Regions from separate parts of the Mus musculus genome. Here regions 1 and 2 are each linked to region 3. A link is a loop called in an ENCODE intact Hi-C map of the cell type or tissue named here. Cell type or tissue: heart. All regions are shown on one strand. Each heading gives the region's core, and the rest is flanking DNA. Links, peaks and the distances in the headings are about the cores only.

Region 1 (7,955 bases), core at 3,305-5,804, 260 kb before region 3:
CTTATAGAACTCACCATGTAGATCTGACTGGCTTCAAACTCAGAAATCCACCTGTCTCTGCCTACCAGTTCTAAATTATTCTTAAGCAGTTGTTTTAAAGAACACTTTAAAGTCTGTAAAAATGTTTTTACTCAATGGAAAGGACATCAGTTGAACAGAAATGTAGCACTGAATTTATGCTTTCCCCCTTAAACTTACTACTGCATTAGCTTACGCTTAGAGCATTTCTGCCTTTCCTTGGCCCCAGCCAAGCTGCTGTGCACCCTTCCAGGCCTAAAAGCCATGCACTTACCTTACCTCACCACTATCTGCTATAGCTACAAACATACAGGTTAAGGAGACAACATAGATTAAGGATAGAAAACAAAACCAAACCAAACCATTCCCTTTCCTTCTCATGAGCTGTCACTCCAGGTCTTTAGACTTCCAACTTCAGAGTGTCTGCAGCTTTCCTAGGAGGGTTACAAACACTGAAGCCATTTCCCTCTCCCTGTCTCTCTCTCCAGTAAATAGCCTTGATGCAAATTCTTAGTTTACCTAGTCCATTAAGACACGTTTATAGACGTAAAATGACAATATATGCACCCGCTCACTTTCCTTAATTCTGTATTCCTTAAATGAAGGAGTGTCCTGAAACTGCTTGCCTTGGCCAATAGGTGACAGTAGCATATTTAGCATTATGGTTTGTATATGACCTTAAACCAAAGCAGCTCATGTATGGAAAGCACAGTCCCCAGCTAATGACATGAGTGTGACTAATGGTTACATGACCTTGAAGGGTTCATCTTATCCCAGGACTCTTGCTCCCTAATGCTCTTTGCTTCCTGTCTGACATGAGGTAGGCACTTTCTGACACATCCTCATGACATAAGGTATCACTGACCCCAAAACAATAGAGCAAACTAACCATAGTCAGAAACTTCTGACCTGTCCCTGTCCTCCTGCTGGGTAAAACCATGATGTAACGGACGCTGTCCTCCTGCTCGGCTGTCTTTTCACATCCCAGCAATGAAGTTGACCGACAGAAATATTAACTTGTTCTCTGACTACATACCTCACTCACTAGAAAGAACTGTGGGAATGTTCTTTTGTCTTCTCTTTATTAAGATGGTCTCACTGTGTATCCTAGGCTAGCCTGAAACTTACTCTCAAACCAGTATCTTAATTGCTGAGACTATAATAGGCATGTCACCATGTGTGGCTAAAACCACTTTCTCTATGAGCTGTTTCTGTCCTTCCTCCAGTTTCCTGTCATCTCTTGCAGTCACAGGAGCAGAGAGAGACTAGACAGACTCACCAGCTGGCTTTTCAGGATCAAGCTCTTCACAGAACTTCCAGAAATGATAGAAATCTTCAGGCAGTGAAAGCTTATAAAGATTTTCCACTTCTTTTCGAAGGTCACTGGAGACATCAGCCTCAGAAAACTTACTCTTCTTCACCTCAACTGTCTTTTCACACTGAAATTGGCATATGAAACTTAAGTCCTCCCAACGAACTTCAACAACCACCCTTGCACACCAATATTGCTTACTGGCCAGTTTATGGGCACCATACACATTTTCCTAAATACCTTATGATTGTGAAGTGTGTGTGTGTGAGTGGCTGCTGTTGAGGCTAGAGGAGAGCACTGATCCCTGGAGCTGGAGCTGGGAGTTGCCCAACAGAGTGGACACTGTCCTGGGTCCTCTGCAAGCCCAGTGCATGCTCTTAGCTGCTGAGCCATCTTTCTACCTCCATTTTAACATGTTCAAACAAACAAACAAACAAACAAACAAAAGCAATAACAAAAGCATGAGCTCGTGATACTTAAGTAAACTCCAAGAGATTCTTTTGTGCAAAGAACACAGTTTACACGGTGGTCAAAAAATACCACCCAAAGCATGTCTCTAAATGTGCTTCTCCATAGCAGAGACAAACAAACCAAGAAGAAACAAAGGGAAAATGTAAAGCTGTCATAAAGGCATAAAAGTTTCAGCTCTATTTTGGTACCAAGATGCCATCACATCATCAGGCCTTTCACTTAAACAGACTCATCACGCACACCAGAAGCAAACGATCACAAGTAACTGGATACAAAGGACTTATCAGATAAAAGCTGTTTCTGTTAAGTACAAGGGCACACACCTGTCATGTTATTACCCAGCAACCATAGCACTTAAGAGGACTGCCTGAGCAAAGCCATCGTCGGATACATCTTTAAGAACAAACAAAACGAATGTACAATGGCACATATGCATGAGTAAGCCAGGATGAGACCAATTTCTTTGTATTCTAACCTAAAACATAAATAATGGGGGAAAAAAGCTGTTTTTTCAGGAACTCCAACCATAGTTAGGTCTGCACTACTTACCACAATCATTACTACCCTTCCACTTAAAACCAGATAACTTCCTTTTGACATTCCAAACAAAAAGAGAGGAGAGGTATGGTATAGTTAAGGATCAATATGGGAATATCCTCTGAGCTAAAAACCATGTCTTTCGGAAAAGGCTTTGTAATGCTAAGATTTGCATCTCTAGCACCCATGCAAATTAAAGGTTAAAGGATGCTATTGGAAACTGGCTCAGTGCTACCAAGGCAACTTGCTTACTTTGCGTATCTGTCTTGTTTTCTAAGTACAATCTCTTTCTTTCTGGGAACTTAGATCCTTGTGGTTCTGAATCCAGGCGAAACTCGGCACATTCTACCCGCAGCAGGACCAGCGGCACCTAGTGCTGCAGAGGCTAAGGGATACAGCTCAACGCCGCCCAGTGCGCGGGAGAGCTGCCCTCAGCAAGCCAGTGCCGCTAGAGTCGGCATTTCTCACCCAGGTGTTGATAACTACATGTTCTCAGGGGTCCAACCATATGTATTGGTAACTGTCATTCCAAGCCTACACACTGTATGTACAAGTCAGGCATCGGGTAAGAATTGTTTTTGACAGCACTGTCCTTAGGAGGTTGAAATGCCAGCCAACAGGAAAATAGATAGTTACAGGGCTTTCAAACACTGGGGAACAGTAACTAAATGAAAGAAAGAGAAGTACAGTTAGACAACATGGCTCAATCTTTGTATGATGTTCAATTAAGAAAACCCCCCAAGATTAGATAGATGTGTGGTGGTTTTAAACAGAATAGCACTTATAAATTTGAGTACACCAAGGAATGGCAGTACTGGGAAGGACTAGGAACTGTGGCCTTGGTGGAGGAAGTGTGTCACTAGGGGATAGATAAGACTTTGAGGTTTCAAAAAGCCCATTCCACGCCCAGAGTCTCTCCCTTCCTGCTGCCTTCCAGTCTAGATGTAGAACTCTCTGCTTCTCCTGCAGCATACCTGCCTGCCTGCTACCACGCTTCCAGCCGTGGTGATAGTGGACCGAACCTCTAAAACTGTAATCAAGCCCCAGCTAGGCACTTTTTTTTTTTTTTAATGGTCATGGTGTCTCTTCACAGCAGTAGAATACTGACTAAGACAAGATGTACCATAAAAGCTTTTTAAGGAAACAACAAACTCTACAAGAAGGCAAGGGTAACTCCAACTTCAGGGTGATAGCCACAGTGACTAGAAGCGGCAGGAAATGCTTAGGCAAAAAGGAAAAGGCACCCAAATGGGTAGATGCAGAACTGTGGGAGTGGTTTTACATACAACGTATTTGGTCACATTGTCCCCTTCCCTAACTCCACATGACTTCAGGGACTGAATTCAAGTCATCAGTACTATTACTCTCTACGTCATCAAGCTGGACTTTGTTTAAGACAGGTCTATTGTAACCCAGGCTGGTCTTGAACTTGTAATGTAACTGAGGAGGACACTGAACTTTTGGTCTTATTGCTTCTGCCTGACAAGGCTGTTCTCTTTAAACCACATTTTTAACTTGGTGTTGTGAGAAAACACAACACAACGAGAATAATACCTATGTTCGCCATCCACTGGCCGTTAAGCCTTAGCAATCGCCTCACCCTACCCAGTTTAAAACATAGCTGGTGTCACTTTTGTTAAACGTTCGTTTCCCTGCTTAACTTCTCCCATTAGCTACTGTATGCTTAAGGAACCCATGAAATCATGTAAGAGTCCAGACTGGCCAATCTATCACTCATCTGAGAACCCGTATCCCTTACACTTCCAGGTCAGGCTACCAAAGTAGCCGGGCAGTGGTGGTTCGTGTCCTGGAGGCAGAGGCAAGAGGGTCTCTGTGATTTGGAGGCTACATATTGAGTTCTGATCTACATATCAAGTTCCAGGACAGCCGGGGCTACAACATAGAGACTGTCTTAAACAAAAGTCTTTAATAACTCCAGGGCTTGTTAATTCCAGCATTTTCTTTTACACACCTGCGTTAACCCCAAGCAAAAAAAAAAACGAAAGGTGAAATGTTTGTTCGCGTGTGCCTCGCCGCCCTGGCAGCTCCTCCAGTTTCCATCAGCTGGTTAGTAAGTGAATGAGTGAGTGAGTGAGTGAGTGAGTGAGTGAGTGAGTGAATGAATGAATGAATGAATGGTCCGTCCGCTGGCTGCAGAGCTTCGTGGGAACTGGGCTGGCGCTGGAAAGGAACGACTTCCCCGGGCCATTGCCCCGCAGGGCGGCCCTCGGCTCCTCCACGGCCCATAGCGTCCCCATACCCAGCGCATCCCGCCTCGCCTACCTGCGGTCCCGCCCCGGCCGTCCGGCGCTTCCCGCCACCGCCAACCATCCCGCAGCCGCAGCGAGCGAGCCAAGGCCCGCGCTCCTGCCGCTTCCGAGCGCCCGCTAGTGCTTCCGGGTTCAAAAGCCGCCAATCCGAGCTGCCGCTTAGCCACTCAGAGGCGCCAATTTAGAGACCAGGCTCCGCCCCCTGAGACGGAGGAGGACGCAAGGCCCGGTCCGCAGACCTGGGGTGGCCCCGCCCCCCCGAACGCAAGCACCGCCCCCTGAGCTACATCCGGGGCCCCGCCCATTGCCTAGCGCCAGCGTGCGCTAGAACCTAGACTATATGACTATTGAATTTGGGTTCTTAAGGAGCGATAAACTTCGTCCTCATATGCTCAAGAGAGATAGCTTTAAGATGCTGCCTCACTTCAGCCTTTTCGTTTTCTTTGTTTCTACTCATTTAAAGAATTAATTTTTTGCACTCCATCCCTTTCTCTCTTTTTTTTTTTTTTTTTTTTTTTTTTCCGAGACAGGGTTTCTCTGTGTAGTCCTGGCTGTCCTGACTCAGAAATCCGCCTGCCTCTGCCTCCCGAGTGCTGGGATTAAAGGCGTGCACCACCACCGCCCGGCTTCCCTTTCCCTTCCTATTGCACTATTGTCTAACACTAAGTAAACCTATCTTTTCTCTTTTCTTTACCTCCCTCCATTTCCTTCCCTTTATCTTCACATCCTCTCTCTCTCTCTTTCTCTCTCTCTCTCTCTCTCTCTCTCTCTCTCTCTCTCTCTTCTCATTTCTCTGTTCTTCATTCCTAATACAATTCGTTTTTTGTTTTTGTTTTTACAAATCTTGGCTATGCTTAGTGTAAGCCCTGTACCACGAGCAGCTGCAGCACCCCGAGCCAGTTTAAAAAGGCACACTGTCAGGCTCTACCCAGAGCTTAAAAATCAGAATCTGACTCTCAGGAAGAACACAGTTTGGAAGACACACTCCTCCACCACCTTCCCCTTCTCTTCCTTATTCACAATTTGTATACTCTCATTTTGTGGAACATATCCTTGGTTTTAAACTTATTTTATTTTTAGTTATATGAGTGTAGATTTGTAGATTTGTGTGTGTGTGTGTGTGTGTGTGTGTGTGTGTGTGTGTGTGAGCGCGTGTCCCACAGATGGCAAAAAAAAGGCATCGGATTCTCTGGAGATAGAGTTATAAGTGGCAGTGAGCCACTCGACGTGGGTGTCCTGCAAGGGCAGTGTATTACTCTTCACCACTGAGCCTTCTCCTCCGGTTTTGAGGAGCACTTCAAACCAGGGGCACAGCTGCTCCCTTGCTGTAACTGGGGCGGGAGTGAAAGAGAAAATAAAAGACCTAAAGGTCGCACTCCCTCCATCCTCCTCCTACCCCACTCATGTACTCATCTGGTACATGTTTCACACCAGCTGAAAGAATTTCAGCACACCTAACAATACTTGAAAAGACTGTGATAATATAGGCTAAAGTCTTTAGAGAGCTGTTTGAAACAAGAGTGTGGAAAACAGCCAATAACCCATACTTGGGATTAGAATGTTTGTTTCCATATGACCTTTCATACTAACCTTTATCTCATTCACAATCCTAACCAGTGCACCTCTTAAACTACTTTATAATCTCATTTACAAAACGAGATTCTTTAAAATAAGCGAATCCATTCTTTTTACATTTAATTTTAAAACTTTAATCTTTGAGGCTGGTTATAAATTACATTATTTGAACAATGTAATTTCAAAATCTCTATCAAATATAGATTTTTTTTACAAAAAGACATTAAAGCACATCTCTTTCTTATCCTGTTTTGTTTTTGTTTTTATTTATTTGTTTCATTTATTTTTGTTTTATCTTTTTTTTTTGTTTGTTGGTTTGGTTTGTTTGTTTGTTTTGGTCAAGTTGACCTAGGGTCACCTGGGAAGAACCTCAATTGGGAAAATGCCTTTATCACATTGCCTGTAGGCAAGTCTGTGAGGCATTTTCTTGATTAATGATTGATGTGGGAGGACCCAGCACCCCGAGGGCTTTGGTACCCCTGGGCAGGTGGTCCTAGGTCCTATCAGAAAGCAGACTGGACCAGGCATGAAAGCAAGCCCCGTGCTCCACCGTGGTCTCTGCTTCAACTATTGCCTCCAGGTTTCAGTGTGAGTTCCTGAGTTCCTGCCCTGACTTCCCTTCATGGTGGAGAGGAAAGGGCTTATTTCTTCTTATAATGCAAATGTAATATCTTTTTAATTACTTGTTTTGTATTGGTATTGAGTGTACCCCTTGGAGCCCAATAGAAGAAAGGCTGGAAATCTGAATAATCTCAGAGTGTGTCCTCCATGTAAACAGGTTCTCCAGGGAAATAGCCCATAGACATTCATTCTTTGTCTGTCCATTTTGTCTGTCTATTCACCTATTCAGTTCACATGATGGTCGAGAAGTTCCACAGTTTTCTCCAACTTGGGAACTCAAGAAAGCTACTTCTGTAGTTTGAAGCTCTGGAATCCAGGATGCTGGTGCTTAGAGTGGAGTTTTGGGCCTTAGAAATGAAAACTATAATCACTGAACACAGGAATAGAAGGATGACAAAGCTCGAGAGTTCTAGCTGGGGAAAGGGAATAGAGCAAGGGAAAAAGAACAAGAGGAGAAAAGGAGGAGGAAGAGGAAGAGGAGGAGGAGAAAAAAGAGACTTTCGTTTTATCCAGACCCTGAGTGGACCTAATGGTGCTCATTAACACATATGAGGATAGTCTGTTTTATTCTGTATTTTACATACTTTTTATGCATTGTCATCTGGAGTGATGCTAATGAACTTTATATTACATGAAATTTCTATGATGACATCAGTACCCAAGATAAACAACTTAGAGAGAGGGAAGGGGATTTCTTTTGGCTCAGGTTTTCCATTCATGTAGAGAGAATCTCTTGTGCACTGTGTGGAAGCAGCGGCTGTCAATAAAAAGCTGTTAGCCTATTCAGCTTCGGCAAGAAATAGGAAGAAGGCATTCCAGCAGGGAGAGAGGATTCTGGGATGAGAGTCAGATGAGGGGAGAGATTTGCCCCAAATGTTAATGGAGACAGAAGCACGAAACTGAGAAGAGGTAACCAGCCCTGTGGCATTCATAGAACAGAATAAACAAGTTAAGTTATAAGCTAATTAGGAACAGGCCCTCATGTATAGCCTAGGCATTTATTAAGATACAATTCAGTCTCAGAGTTGTTATTTGGGGAACTTGAGTGTGGGTGGGAAAGCCTGTGGTCACATGTTCACTTAGCTCAGCTCTGTGTTTCTGGGTCTGTAGTAAAGCAGTCTATCATGGTGGAAAATGGCAGTAGGAGAACG
Region 2 (7,955 bases), core at 3,305-5,804, 230 kb before region 3:
CCCAAGGTTGGAGGTTGATAGGAAAGGTAACTGCAAGAAAGCAAGGATTTGCCTTTAAACTCAGATCTTCCTGTGCACGCATGAGCAGTGATGGCAAAAATATGCAGACTGCAGTGATTGACCTGGCGGGTCAAGGTGAAACCAGGCTAGTGCATTAAAATAGACACATGGCCAAAGAGAATGCATTGGAGCACAGCCTTATAGATTCTTAATAATGCCCACAGTGCACTCACCTCATTTAACCCCTTTTTATCTAGAACAAACTTTTGCTAATCAAGCAAATGCCAGACACATACTTGTATAATTCCTGTTCCATATTTGTGTACCTTTCAAGACTGGAATCAAGAATCAGATTCCCCCCTCCCCCGCCCCCCAACTGTCTCTTCATATGGCCTCTACACAGAAACGACAGTAACTCTGTGAGGCTTGTGACTTTCTTCTAGATGTACACCACCAGTAGGTAAAGCCATCCCTTAAACACAAAAGCTCTTCCTCCCAGGTCCTCCCACCCAACGGTCATTCCCAGTCCCCTCCCTTCTCCATTTTGACCCCATGAATTTTATTAGAGTTACTTACAAAGGTATGCGCCACCTACCAGTGCTTATGCCTCTGCATCCCTGCCTACCTAGCAAACATGAACTATCTCTAGATCCTTAGGGAGGGGTGGGGCCTCATGAGCCTCTCCCAACTCCATGCAAGGAATGGAAGGCCTACACAAGATCACAGCAGTCACGAGTCCTTATTTTTACAGAGATTAATGTACAGGCTGAAAGTTGCCAATGGTTTATAGCCATACAAGGTTGGTTTTGAATGTTTTGTAAGTGGATCCTCTTGTTTCTACCCTTTCACGTACTCATGGAAAAGAAAGACCCAAAGATAACTGGGCATCTAAGCTAAGAATCTTCCTTCCTCTCTCTTGGAAAATAGACACGATCCCAATGTGTTCCCTGGGAAGTAGGCTCTGAAATGGCTGTCAGCAGGCAGGAAAGTCATTGGTGCATACTCAGCAGTCACACTCAGAGGAGGAACAGTGCAAAGGAAAAGGTGGGGCTCTAATGAAGTCTTTACATTTAAAACTGTATGCTTGTGCTTGCATTTACATTGTGCATGTTTATATGGAGGTCCAGGTCCACTGCTGCTGTAGCAGTTAGAATAGGTATGGCCCCCATAGATTCATGTTTGTGAATGCTTGGCCTATAGTGGGTGGCACTATTAGGAGGTGTGGTCTTCTTGGAGTAGGTGTGGCCTCCTTAGAGGAAGCATGTCACTGTGGAGACAGGCTCTGAGATCTCAGATGTTTAAGCTCAGTGGTACATAGTGTTTCCCCTGCTACCTGTGGATCAAGATGTAGAGCTCTCAGCTCCTTTTCTAGCACCACATTGCCCGCATGCTGCCGTGCTTCCTACCAATGATGAGAATGGACTAAACCTATGAAACTGTAAGCCAGCCCCAAATGAAATGTTTTTCTTTATAAGAGTCACCCTGGTCATGGTGTCTCTTCACGGCAATGGAAACCCTAGGGAGGGTGCCTTCCTAAATCTCTCTTGATCTTATTTTGAATCAGGGTCTCTTGTTGACCCGGGAACTCACTGACTCAGATAGACTGGTTTCCCAGTGAGCTTGAGGGCTCTGCTTGTTTCTACCTCCCATTGCTGAGATGGTAGGGCCTCTTGTCACCCACTGAACTATCTCCCCAGCCCTGGATTTGCATTCTTGCATCTGTTTCCTCCCTAGAAACCAAAAGGAAAAAGAGAGAGACAAATGGACTAAAGCTGAACACAGTAAACTCCCTACCACCTCTGAAGCAGATAGAAGAACATTTATTTCTTTTCCCAAATAAAAGGGATTTTTTTTTCCTCCTTGTGACCTTGAGGTGGTAAAGACCTGTGGATGTCTCCAAAGAGATGAAATGGTTTTGTGAAACACTGTCCTGTCATCTGCTCTGGAATGAACTACTGAGCCACCAAAGGACACTTCACTCCTTCTCCTCCTCATATTTGTTTCTCCTGTAAATGGAAATTAGGTTTTTTTCCATCTCTCAGACGCGTCTATGCAAAACTCTCCAGCCGTGTCCTCAGCTGGCCTCCCACATTCGGTTGTCTCCCTCAGCTGACAGAGTGAGGTTCCTCATTCAGACTAATTTTAGCTCTCAGACAATTCAAAAGGCTGGCATTTGTTCTACAGGCTTGATGATTCTTTCTGCTTTGAGGCCAGAAAAAAAACATCTATTTTTATTTCATGCTAGTGATTGAGATATGGGCATGAAACAAGCAGGGCATTCAAAGTAACATTTCTCATGGTTTGTGTAGCTCCTAAGATATCCCAATGTATATTCACACTCCTTCCTTTTTACCTAAAAATGTGTGACTTCTGTTTTTTACTTCCCTTAATCTGTTGAATATATTGTTGGAAATGTGTGCTCTATTTATGTTCAGCTCAGAGCCTGGAATAGACACAATGCTGAGGATAGAATTCTGCACTGGATATCTGCCTTTTGCTCCTCCAATAATGGGCTTTCAGTTTTTCCAGAAGATTCTTCTTGGCCTAACTTTGGAAAGCTACTGCTATAAAATAAGCCCCCTTACCGGGTCCCAGGAGCTACAGAGAAGGGAGGTCAGCATAAAGGAAGTGACAGGGATGCATACTTTTGGAGTTGGCTTTTTTTTTTTTTCTTTTTCTGGTTTCTACAAATCCAGCATCATCTGTGAGATGCATGTAATTGGAGAGTGCTCCTGTGTTTTGTTCAGGCATTTTACAACCTCCTTTCCTTCACCACTTTAAAAAATGTCACCATCAAATCTCACCAGCATCATCTTCAAATAGATCTAGAGTTCTGCTACCTCTGGCCATCTCCTTATTCACTCCCCACCCACCCAGGTTCTAGCCAACAGTGGTTCTTGCTAGAATACGACTGTAGCCTTTTGATGTGTATCCACACTGCTGTGCCTGCTTCCGTTCAGTCCTCTCTTCACATGCAATGTGAATTTTTTTATATATAAACAAAAGAATACTCTATCATGTTAGCATTCATTTCATGAGTTCCCACTGCCTTTAAGACAACACTCAAAGCCCACCTGTGCTCCTCAGAGATCAGCATGACTTGGCTTCTCTGTCTCTCTGTCTCACTCTGTCTTTCTCTGTCTCCTCTCTCTGTCTCTCTCAGTCTCTCTGTCTCTCTCTTTCTCTCTCTCTCCTTCTCTCTGTGTGTATGTGTATAGGCACTCATGTGACCCACGTTGGTTCTCTCTATCCATGGACCTTGGGTTCTACCATAAAGCTCAGCTTGTTTCACAGTACTTTTGCCCCCTGTGTCCCCTGGCCCATGCTGACCTGGCTTACATCTGCAGTCTGCCACCCTTCCTACTGCACAGAGTCCCAACTCTTGTATATTTTGTTTTTCTTACTTGAAGTATTTCCCCACCCTGCCTTAATCTGGTAAATTCTTTCTCAGGTCCCGTCCATAATGTAGCCCTCTACACAAAATCTGCCTGTCCTGTTCATTTACCGTGACCACCACAGCCAGTGCCATCATGACTGACTGTTCAGCATTCAGCTCAGGATGGTTTTCCTATCGTTGATTTCACAGAGAAGTAGCTGTTCTTATTGCTGGTGTATGCTCTGTGTCCGGCTCAGGGTCTGGCACCTGATCACTGCTCCAAAGATATTTCTGGAACCAAGTAAAAAAAGCAGAGTTTCAAGGAGTGTGGTACAATTTACCAGGAAATGTGGGTTAAATCTAGACGAAAGAGGATTTTCATTCAGGTTGCTTTCTTAGGTTTTTTTTTTTTTTTCCTTTTACATAGGCTCTCTCTGTACATCCCTGGGATGTCCTGGAACTTGCACTGTAGACCAGGCTGGCCTCGAACCCACAGAGATCTGTCAGCCTCTTCCTCCTTTGTGCTGGGATCGAAGGTGTGCAGCACCTCACCTGGCCCCGTTCTGTATTTTTTTGGATCTGAAGCTTTTCAGCTGAAGATAGGTAGATTGGATGTGGAGATTTCTCATAATGGAGTTGAAGTAATGAAATGTAGGTGACCATTCACTCAATAAGTTGCTCTGAGCAAGGCTCCTTCTGGCCTTGTAGACAAACATGGTCCCCAAAGTAGAAGCAGCACAGCCTTCTGGGACAGAGTGATCCTGTGAAACCTCAAAGCTGGATACATCTGTACACTCAAGGAACAGCATCCACTTAAGTGCCCTCTGGTCTTCCTTCCCCATTATGCCAGCAAATATAAAATATATAATGCAAAAACTGAACATGTAGTCAATTACAAAATGACAGATGAACTTGACTAGACTCCAGGTTGCCAGTGACCTTGTCGACCACAAGAGGGCGCTGTTTAAACTCTTGTTCAACTTGGGGGAACAATTGAAGGAAGAAAATTGGCAATCTTAGGGTTGGCCAGATGGACACCTATTTATATGATAGTGACTCTGGAATTCCATTTATTTTTATGCTGTGAAAATTTCATTTTTTCTCATCTGCAACAAAATTTGCATTTTAAATGGCACTATTAAAAGTAGAGAATTGTTTTTTGTCTTAAAATCTAATTTTAAGTCTAGTTTTGTGTGGAAAAAAATATAAGCAATTCATATAGGTGAAAAATAGATGATAATTCTTCCAAAATTAACCTATTTCTATTTACTTATTTTCTAATTATACAGACTCATGAAGAAATAGCTTAAAAATACTTCTAGCAGTTATGTGATTTTAAATATTTAAATATATGCAATTTTTAGATTTAAAAAAGAGATTTATTAATTATGGCTAGAGGACTGTTTTTTTAAGAACATCAAGATGTAATTATATACAAATTTATATACCATGAGTCAACTGTACAGTGGCTGTATCTGCCAGCCTTCCTGGTACGTAAGATGTAGTTAAATTGTCTGAAGGGATGTGACTCAAGGCTAGAAATATGTTTTTCTACGTAAGGGCTACAGAGAGAACACACTGTAGATTCAGTGAGCAGCAGTAGCCACTAGAGTAATAGCTGTTTATGTAGGCTAGACCCTGTGCTTAAAGCACTTTACGTGGACGAAGTCATTAATTCCTCACAATGTTGGGAGACAGATGGTACTGTTTTCATTTCAAAGATGAGCAAGCGGAAAGGTTAAGTGACTTGTACAAGATTAAAAGCTATTAAGAGACGGGGCCAGGATTTGAACATCTCTCCTCTGAGGCGCTTAGACAGAATTCTCAGTTGGCAGATCCGGCTGAATCAAATTATCCAGCGACAGGGATAGAATCCTTCTCGTCCGGTAAGGTGCCAAATCTGTACAGCTATCCTTATTTTGAACATCAGGATTTGGCTAAGATAAGATTCTCTGCCTCGGGCTGGAGAGATGGCTCAGTGGTTAAGAGTACTGACTGCTCGTCCAGAGGTCCCGAGTTCAATTCCCAGCAACCACATGGTGGATGGGATCTGATGCCTTCTTCTGGTGTGTCTGAAGACAGGTACAGTGTACTCATATACATAAAATAAATAAATAAGTCTTTAGGAAAAATAAGAAAAAAAAAAAAAAAAAAAAGGTTCCCTTCCTCTCAGGCCCGTGATCTGGAGCTCCAGACACTATTGGGGTAGTGCTGTCAAGGAGGACGACTGCAGATACACAAATGAGAGACAGGCAGGGACATGGAAGGCTTCGGGCTTCTGTGAGAGCCCTGACACCCCCAACCCGGCTCCCAACACACAAATAGCCAGAAATGGAAGCCATCAAAGAGAACTCTTACAGCCGGTGATAAGGATGCTGAAGTGCGCCTCTCCACAGATGATGGCCTCAGACCCAGGGTGCAGGTGGAGAGCACTCAGTTTTCTCTAGCGGCAGGCGACTGGGAGCTGAACCACGCTCTAGTAGGTATGTGGACAAACCAAATTGGACTTGTTTCTTTTCTTGTTATTGCCACCTTGGTGGGAGGAAGTCGCAAGGGCAAAGGGGCTGATGGACATGAAGGACTGGGAAGCGAGTGTAAGCGGGGACTAGGAGGTGAAGTTCCCAGAGAATCAATAAAAATACTATTTTGGAAAAAAAAATTCTCTCTGTCTCATAAAGTGCTTCATGGAATGGGTGCCCGTGTTTAGGGTGACTGTCGGTAAATAGGAGGTGTGGGAAAGAGGACGGTTTCTGCTGACTCACTTGTGTGATGTCAAGCTTTATAGGAATACAGACAGACTTATATCTGAATCATAAAAATAAGACAAAAAAAAAAAAAAAAACCAACCAAAAAACCAAAAAACAAAAACAAAAAACCCTCAGACAATATCTAATGTTATAAAGAGAAACCACCAAAATGTCCTAAGAGATTACTTCCAAAATAATTTAATTAAATAGTCCTGGAACCTGAGTGTGTTTTAAACAAGTGTTCAAATATGTTTTATGAGAGAATGTTAAATATTGTTTTCCTGGCTGGGGCTGAAGGTTATAAGGGAATCAGAGGCTCCACAGCCATTTAGGTGATTGCTGGAGCTCTCCTGTATTTTCTCCCTCCCTCTCTCCTGTATCTTCTCCATCCCCCTCCCCTCAGCCCTCCTCCTAGCCTTAGGAAACATTGATATTTCTTATTGGAGGATTTGGTTGTTGTTGTTTTTTAAAGTCAATTCTAAACATAAAAATCAAAGACTCAGGTCTTGAAAGACTCCGAGAGGAGCCCCTCGCTCAGGCCTCAGGACAATAGCGGACACCCAAGAACTCACGACAGACCGAGCTTGTTGCAAACCACATGAGGCTTTATTCGGGAAAGCCAGAGCTCTGGGGACGACTCATATCCCATGCAGGGGTAGAGGAGTCGACCTCGAGGGGAAAGAGTTCCCAGTTTTTATAGGCCCTCAGGGGGGAAAGGAGAAGGGGGAGATTAGGGGATTTCCAGATCTAAACAATGTCTATTCTCAAGAAATGGGTATGGGAGGGGTACAAGGAAAGAGTCTAATGAAGGTGCAGCAATGGGCACACACCTGGCCAGAACATTGGCAGACACACAGGTTCAAGGAGTGGCCAGAGCATTGTGCACCTCTATTTTTCTAAATCAGTGAAGCTAGTTCTGCTAACACTGACATCTATCTTGCCAATTTCAGGGCTTCTGTGTCCTTTTACATTCTGCCAGGATCTTTCAGTCTCATCCTTTCTTTTGTCTCCTCAGGCCTTCCAGTTAAGGTTTCCTAATGAGTGGGCTCAGAAAAGAAAACATTTAAAAAAGAATGGTTGGGAAGCGTAGTGCCCTAAGATCCCTGTGTTTGTCCTACTGGCTGTGGCTTGAGTAAGGTTTATGTCCCGTCGAAAGGTTGAAAGTTCAGGTCTTGCCATCCTACTGTCCTGGACCTTTATGTGCTATGTCAGTTGGAGGTATGCCGTCTAATGAGCTTTTTGAACCTCAGTTGCATTTTCTGGTTTTTGTTTTTCTGTGGTATTTTTTCAACTCTGCTCCCAATGGCTATCCCTCATAGGGCTTGTCTCCAAGCTGGAGCCAGTTTGAATACAGGGAATTTAGCTATGTTTAAATTTCAGGTGAACAATACGCGTGCTTTTTCAGTTTAAGTGTGTTCCCACTATCTCGTGGCAATATTGTATTAAGCAGTACTCATTTCGGATCTGGTATTCAAGTAGAACAGGGTGAGCTGGACTTGTGTTTGCTAAATGTGACCACCCTCCATCCCCGTTTCCTTATCAACCATCACCTGGAACTCAGCAATTAAGAACCAAATCACTGGGAAGCCCTGCATGCTTCTCTGGGTTTAGTTTCTCAGTTTCTCAGCATGGGATCCACCCATATCTTAAGCCCATTGACAGAATTATAGTACATGAATGAATGCACCCAAGTTCTAAGAGAATGTCTTAGACAACTCAGGCCCTACAACAATTTACCCAGACTACGATGATTTATAAACAACACAAATTTATTTATTTATTTATTTTTCAGTTCTGGAATGTGGCACCTGCTCATTTGGTTGTCGAGGGTC
Region 3 (7,955 bases), core at 1,760-4,259:
CTTGTGGTTAATTAGGGTGTGTGGTGTTTTTATTTATTTGCAAGGTTTTCTTAATAACAAAATCCATAATTTTTTTTAAAGGTCAATGCCTTACAGACCTGCCCACAGGGCTAATCTAGTCTGGGCAATTCTTCAATCATCGTTCCCTCTTAGGACATGTAAGCTGTCAACAAAAATCAATGTATCTATGCACACATGTATCTTAGTGGGCTAAATTTAGGGCACTGGTGGAGGAAGAATCGTCATCCTTGCTTTGCAACTGCCCACCATGGTTTGGGAGACCTTTTCATCTTCAAAGTTGGTAGCAGCCCATGGAGTCTTCCTCAAGACACTACCATAGAATTCTTCCTTAGCCTCTGTGAGCCCTGGGATGACACAGGACACACATGGACGATTCGGAATTATCTTCTTATCTCAAAGTTCTTCTTCAGCACATCCACAAGTCTCGTCATGACCATGCATGGAGACATTTTTCTGCCTACCATAAATAAGTTCTTTCTGAATACAGGACCCACTTCTCTGCTTTAAAAGACTCTGAACCAATTTTCAGTATTCCCAGAGATTAAGTACAAAGCCACCCCTTCCACAAGGGCCTTTCCTCCTCCAAGCCCAAGGAGGCCATTTTTCTCTGCCTCTTTTCAGGCCCACACACATACATGGACTGCAACGCTTATTTTCTACTCTAATTGATTTGTCTTCGGGCACATCACTCCAACTAGATGGTATGAGTCATGATGTCTTACTCATCCTTGCAGCTTATGAAGCCTGGCCATAAAAGTTTGTGGGGAAGAAAATTTAATGTGAAATTTTAATGCATGAAGAGGCCTCAGGTGGAGGCAGAAGCAAGACCAATAAATTTACAGAGCCTCTGTTTGGAGCATGAGTATTAAATGGCTCTGTCTGCCTTTAATTAGTTATAATCACATAACCAACCAACCCCTATTCTTTTAACCCCATTCCACAGAGGTATCACGGCAAATTTAAAACCAACCATTTGCACCTTAATGCTGATTTTTACTATATGTGACTGGCCATGGAAACTGTCAGAATTGTAAGTGTTCCCCTGGGTTTTGCTAGAAAAGACAACTTGTATCCCAAATGCTAGAATGAATTCTAAGTTAGGCAAACACTACTATCTACATATTTCCTGAATTCATACAAACACACTTGCTTAATGACGCTATATGACTTGGGCTGAGACTGAACAATTTGGTTACTGCAAGTAGCTACTTGGCATTTAAGTGTCTGGAAGTTCTTGAAGAAAAATATTGAAAGCTCAAATTAAACAATAGCTGTGGTACTTAAATAGTCTTAAATTTTTCAATTGTTAGCCAAAAAGGGTGAGGAGTGGGGTTTGAATAAGGTCACATGAGTGTGAGGAGATTTATTTTTAAAAGAAATGGTCTGTTGTGTTCATCTAGTGTCACTAGCAAACCCAGGGGGCACAGAAGTACAAACCCAGCAACACTTGTAAGACCTAGGTGCTCAGCCCCCTGCTATCAATCAGAAAGACACAGCTAAGGAAAGATCCCACTTGTCTCTTTCTAAACAGCACAAGGCATAGCTAGGTGGAGCAATCAGGGCACATTGTAAACGTGGTGCATCACACAGAGCCAGGTAATGTAACCAGTCATGTGCTGGGCTCCTCAAACTTGTAAGTATTTTAATAGATGAATATGGGTAGCTGTAGGGGAAAACAGTAACATTACCTTAGAAGGTACAGATTGCATTTTTGTGCATTAGCTCACTGCCTGCAAACTACCTTGCTCTAATTTAGTCTCTCCTGAAAAACAATTCTTTTTCCATCTTGCAGATTTAATCCTGAACATTTTACTATGTTGAGTGTAGTAGCAACTTTAAAAAAAAAGTGTTTTGCCTGGGGGGGGGGGAGTGAGAAAACTTCAAAAACCACTGTTTCTGCAATGCTGATTCCAAGTTCCTAATATAAAGCTAGAGCAAATAAAGATTGCTACAGTAACCACACTTTGAACAAGTGTCTTTCAAAACAATGACGACGGAGCCATAATATTTTCTACAGGGTGAGCAGCTGATGTACCTGCAAACATCTTCTTTTCTTTTTTCCAGTTTGCTTTATAAACCTTGGAATTTGCGATCCCAGGCTAATTTAAAGAGGGAGACAAGCAATTCTCGGGCTTAAAAAGGATTGACTCGGCATTTACTTTTTTAGCCAAAGAAGGACGTTCCCCCATTCCAGGCCACCAGACAATTTGGTGTCAACTTGCTATGGTGGGAAATGCGACAAACTCCAAGAGCTCTCAAGACAAGGAAGCAGCTCTTAGCACCAGCTGCTTCCCACACTCCTGCAGCATCAGGACGCGGCGCTTCGGAGCTCCCCACGCCGCCTTCCGGGCAAAGGCCAGTACACCCTTCCCTGTCTGGGGAAACTGAGGCACCGTGACAAGAACGATCCACAGCTGGGCGAAGAGCCCTGTCTCTGCGTGGCATCCTCCTTCTCCCGGGAGATTGGGAAGGCTCTGTGCTAACGCGCTGTGGACAGCGCGCCCCTGGCCATCAGAAGGTTGTGGCACGAGCCTTGGACGCGACTGTCCCCAACCCGCCGGTCTCCGCCCTGCATGTACTTCCAGCATCCTGCGACCAGCCACGAGCTGGGAGAGCAGGGCACCTCCAGGCGCGTAGCCTCGCCAGCCCAGGCGTCCGAAAGTTCTGCAGCTCGGGCGGCCGCTGACCACAAACCCGGTGCGAGGCTCCCTCCTACTGTAGCCCGCCGCCCAGGCTCGCCCGCCCAGTGCCCTCACTGACCTGACACCGCTGCGCCACTCGGGTGGTCGCCGTGCACCTCTCGCCATGGCCACCCGGGGAGCTCTGCAGCACCGAGCGTGTACCAACCTCCTCCGCCGCCCGCGCCTCTTCTCGATGCGGGTTACGAGCCCCGCCGCCGGGAGCCGGAGCTTCCCACCTACGGGCTCCAGAGCCGGCGAGAGCCGAGCATGCCCAGTGCGGCTCCCGGCGGCGCCGAGGTCCGGTGCACTCTGCACAACCGGGTTTTCGCCGCAGCCGCGGCCCGGGGCGGGCCGCTGCGGGTGGTGGGCTCCGCCCACCCCGGGCTGGCCCTGCAGTCTGCAGGGAAGCATCGTGCTCAGAGAGCCCGGCCTCTGGGCGGGACCGGGCGGCCACTGGGCGGTGCTCCCGCGCTCCACCCTGCCTCTTCCTCCAGACTCAGTGGTGCTAGGGCAGCGTGACTGGTAATTGTGGGGAGGCAGGGCGCTGCCGGCGTTGTCACCTCAACTTTCCGGAGCGTCGCGTCTCAGTGGCGTTCAAGGACACGCAGGCAAAGGCGTCTTCGAATGTCATCTTGGATGCCACGGGCAACCAGCCTACCCACGCATTAACCAACCTAGTCTCTAAGGCTGTCTTGTCACAGCACCTCGCGAGCAGGAGCATATGGGGCCTCCTAGGCGGCCGGCCGCGCTGTCACAGCAAAAGCACAGTGGACGCCTCGAAGTGGCACGACAAGACACAGCAGGGTGTTTGCGGTGGATTCTGAGTGGTGTGGTTCCGCGAAAATTTATAAAACTGCCCCTTAAAATTATTTGCAGTTTCGACATTCTCTCTAAAGAGCAGTTAAGTTGTTCTGATGAGAAAAAATAAGTATTCTAAAAATATTTTTACCACCTACATAAGTTTTCTGTGAACAGTCCTGCAATATTAGTGGATCTCTCCCCTGCCATCCCACACGCATTTAAATATTATGTACCTATCATCTATCTTTCTGTCTGTCTATCTATCTATCTATCTATCTATCTATCTATCTATCTATCTATCTATCTATCTATCTATCTATCTATCTATCTATCATTCTATCTATCTATTTAAGGGAGATCTTGTCAGTTTCTGGGACAGTGACCAAGCTCTTCTTCCCTGGCTCTTCTATCCTGGCCCCCTCCGGCCACGCCCCACACCGTGTTTTTTTTTTTTTTTTTTTTAAGAAGGGTAGCCCCGCCCCCACACCTATGTTGGTCATAGGCTGCTGGAAAAACACGGAGAGTTGGATTAAGCAAATTAACGCTACTAAAGTGGCTCAGGCTGTCAGACCCCGCGTATTCCACTCTGAGTTAGGAACAGCTGTCAAGATGACAGGAAGCTGTTAACGGGATAGCAGTCGACCTCCTTCTCTGTGACTGACAAACCCAGAGGCAAAGTATTGTCTGTGACCTCAAGCCCTGAGTTCCGCCGCAGAAGTGGCTGCAGGCAACTGAGCATGCTCTGAACAGTGCCAGACTGCTGCACGTGGTTGCCTCTGGCATCTGGCTGCCCAAGGTTGAGGAACATCAAGACACCAGAGCTCAGAAGACAGGAGGAGGGAGCTGCCCTTACAGCAAGCAATAGCATGGGTACGTGGGACGAACGGACGAACGCTGGTGCAGAGGGATTTATGTGCCAATGGATGCACGGGCTCTCGTTTCTAAGCATATCAAAACCTAGTCCTTCTCCAAAAGCCTGAGAAATGGAAATCATACTTGAACATTAGTTTCCATAGCATCTTAGCTCAACGAACCTCCCTGCCTCTTTCAAAAACCTAATCCGTTCAAGTTTTCAGTAACCATTCTGTACAGTTGTAGCTGAGAACCACACGGAATCTGTCTCCCTTTGTTCCAGTCAGTCATGTGTATTCTTGTAAAGTATTTTGGTATTCGCTTTGGTTCTATTTCTTTTCCTACCCACTCCTTTTTATTTTTTCCTGTCGCAAACCTGCAGAATACTCCCGTTCTATCTTAGAAATACTCGCTGCAGCATGCTTGTGTGTTTAACCCTCAGTGACGGAAGACTGGAGTGGGAAAGGCTACAGGAAAAGAAAAAAAAGAGTGCAGGATCAAGATGAATAAATTCAGCGAGAAGGAGGGAGAGAGGGTATAAAGGGACAGCAGGGAAAGGGGTGGAAGAGGTGAAGGGAGAGAGAGAGACTGTGGCTCACTGGGTTAGAAGAATGACCAGTGAGGTTCGTTGAGATTCTAGGAAACAGCCCAAATGAGAGTGGCTCTTTATGTCAGCCCCAGTTTAGCTTCAGAGTGGTTCGGGTCACCCTGTCTAGTGAAACTTTGCCTCCTTGAAAATACGCTTATGTGCTTCCCCTTTGAATCTGGGGCCATTTTAATTAACCCCATGGGTTTCTAGGATCTGATATTACTTAGGTCTAGAATACTGCACTGGATCTTGCTTGGATCTCCACAGACATGAGGATCAAAGTAATGAAGCCTGGGAACGGGTGGGCAAGGTGTCTCTTCAACAGCTATCTTGGAACTGATGTTTGAAGCTAACTCCTCCCCAGTCTACCTGTGTGACATGCACTTATAATCCCTGTCACCTTTCCTCCACATCCTGCTTCTTCATGCTCTCTTCTTTGCCCCAGCCAATTATCCTCTCTTATTCTCTCACCACTCTCTTCTCTCCTACTGCCTTGTGATCTCTCATCTTTCTGAAGATGGCTGTACCCAGTTGCTAGAATCTTTGCAGATGGGTCTGTTTTGATTGGTCAGTATCTAGTGTTTGTCCATATATGTCAATATTTTATTTCACCTTTATCCTGAACTGCATTTTTTTTCTCTACATATCCCTAAGTTCAGACTTTACGTGTAAGCTAACAAAACAGCCCAAGTGGAATGCCTCAGGAAACCCAAATCCAGTATGTCCTAAGCAGAGTTCATAAGCCATGATTGCTCTTTTGCTGTGTTTTCTAGAGAGCTTCCTGGTACCTCCACTCAGCCAGAGATCACAAATCTGGAAATGTCTAGGTCTAGTCACCTTGCTTTCTTCTGCCATCCTGCTCGTCACAGGCACCCTCCACCTGCCTGTAGGTGTGTCTTCATAGATCCTGTCCTTTGTGTCCCTACTTACTCTGCTCTCTTCAGCCCTCCTCATCACTAGACATCTTTAACCACAGACCTGTCTGTACTCTTCAACACACCCTCCTCTGTGCCTCCTTGGGTTTTTCCTTCTAAGCAAATTATATTACAGTACGTGTGTGCCTCACCTCTGAGGTGAGTTTCCAGCCTGATTCCCTAGCATGCAGTACCCTAACGAATCCAAATAGCCTGTTGTGCAAACTGACAGCCGCCCCATGCTTGTCACTTCTTTTGTTTCTCTGTCACCTTAATTCATTGGCAAAATCTTAAGCATTCAAGAGTGAGTTCAGACTGGCCTTCCTGTAGTGATTTCTACTTGGATATTTCATCTGTGCCTTGTCTCTTGTCCCCATTTTGACATCTGATCTTGATTTTTCTTTCCTTTGTCTTCTCTGCACTGTGGGGAAGTTGATAACCAGGGCTGCATCTCAACCATCTATGTTTCCAATATCAACAGAGGTTTACCTGATGGATGAATGATAGGTGTATATATTGTTATAATATGGGAAGTTTGCTCCTTAAAAAATAATTCTTCTCTAAGTGTTTACACAGATTGCAAATAAATTGACATGCTGTCAGAACGAAGTCACACGCAGTGCAGCCAGAGGAACCTAAGTGAGATCTCAGGTTTGACTTCCTTATACCCCAGAGATTTTCTTCAGCTTCAGAAGTCTGGAATGCTTAGTGAGCCATCTGGTGCCCTTCTTTCACTGGCACGAATAAGCACAGCATTACTAATTAATCCACAAATTTCATTGTTTTTCGTTACTCTGCTTTCTTCTGGCAGTGTAGTTACAACCTCTAATTATCTGAAGGTCCTTATTCTACCCCCTAGAACAGAGCTGCTGCTCCTTCTCCTTCTCCTTCTCCTTCTCCTTCTCCTTCTCCTTCTCCTTCTCCTTCTCCTTCTCCTTCTCCTTCTCCTTCTCCTTCTCCTTCTCCTCCTCCTCCTCCTCCTCCTCCTCCTCCTCCTTCTTCTTCTTCTTCTTCTTCTTCTTCTTCTTCAAATATGATTGTAATACTTCTCTTAACTTTCAGTGTCTACTGATATACACCTAGAAATACACCCTGGGAACTGTAAGAGGTTACATTATTAGTAGTATAATATATACATTTCTACATCTGTATATTTTAGTGAGAATTTTGGTTTCTTTTAAAAGACAGGAATATTGTAAGAATGTGTTTTCATTTTAACCCCAGATGTGGGATGTGGGGCTGCTTCAGACTGTCCACAGCAACTGACTATGACTTGCCTTGTGCTCTAGCAGGGGCGTGATTTTGCCAGCTTCAGATACTTTCTGATTGTGTGATATTTGGAATACTGGGGACTTTTCAGAGGGTATATAAATGCTAGAGCCCTGAGGGTTTGTTGTTTGTTTGTACGCTCTTGGTCTCAGTTTGTTAAGTAGTTGTGTGCAAAGAAGGTACAATAAGAAATTAGTTACCCTGACGGCAACTCCCCTAATCAGCAGGAAGTAGTCTAACAATAACAGCCCCTTCCCCCTCTATCTTTTTTTCTCTCCTATCTAGTGTTAGGGTGTTGAATGAGTAGAAGAAAAGAAAGAACTCATGAAGTAGACAAAAGTCTGCCCACAATGTAGAATTCTACTTCAGGCTTCTCTTTGTTCCTGGAAGTTTGAAACAGCATACTTGGGACAGTGGGATGTGTGTGGAAGGAGCGAAATGAAACAAGGACCTCTCTCTGAAGTAGCTGAGGATACAAAGCCACTTGAAAAGTCTGAGTGTGTACTAGGAAAATATTCTCTTTCTCTTACGAGTTGAGCCTGTGCTCTGGGGTGGGTGAGCCTTTGGAGATGTTTGAGCATGTGTGTGGTCTAACCAGTTATCCAGCTGGAATAATCTAGATATCAAATGGCATGCTTGAAATTAATAGGAGGCAGAGGGCCCAGCTGAAACCACACCCTTCCGGACCTCCTTCCACACTACAACAAAGCCTTTCTTCCCTGGAAAAGTTCACCAGCCTATGATACTAATAGCCATTACAACTGATCACTCCTTAATTATTTCTCCTAAGGCTTCTAAGGCTTCATTTAATTAGGATCAAATTATTGG

What was found. A loop is a pair of places that touch in the nucleus more often than their neighbours do. Peaks named below come from ENCODE experiments on the same cell type or tissue, not always from the same donor. Only the 100,000 strongest peaks of a DNase experiment are listed, where the experiment ranks them.
Region 1: a loop joins it to region 3, with 5 times the contacts of the local background. A loop is called at or near these places in 3 of 42 quality-filtered maps.
Region 2: a loop joins it to region 3, with 2.9 times the contacts of the local background. A loop is called at or near these places in 22 of 42 quality-filtered maps.

The regions. Positions count from the first base shown.
Region 1 is chr8:60,887,203-60,895,157 of GRCm38, reverse strand. It overlaps Hpf1 (histone PARylation factor 1), which reads right to left and starts at 4,730. Exons shown (of 8, transcript NM_028299.3): 1 at 4,622-4,730; 2 at 1,298-1,457. The coding sequence starts at 4,669. In heart, for the core only: no CTCF peak of the experiment used is centred there; a DNase peak (open chromatin) is centred at 4,787; H3K4me3 peaks cover 2,098 bases; H3K27ac peaks cover 1,115 bases.
Region 2 is chr8:60,862,092-60,870,046 of GRCm38, reverse strand. No RefSeq gene overlaps it. Among named protein-coding and RNA genes, the nearest start is that of Hpf1, 24 kb to the left of the region's middle. In heart, for the core only: a CTCF peak has its summit at 4,325 (motif pointing right); no DNase peak of the experiment used is centred there.
Region 3 is chr8:60,627,885-60,635,839 of GRCm38, reverse strand. Mfap3l (microfibrillar-associated protein 3-like) reads right to left here and starts at 3,015. Exons shown (of 3, transcript NM_027756.5): 1 at 2,782-3,015. It overlaps Gm34730 (a long non-coding RNA gene), which reads left to right and starts at 3,985. Exons shown (of 3, transcript XR_379010.3): 1 at 3,985-4,373. In heart, for the core only: a CTCF peak has its summit at 3,126; DNase peaks (open chromatin) are centred at 3,089 and 4,239; H3K4me3 peaks cover 2,262 bases; H3K27ac peaks cover 1,224 bases.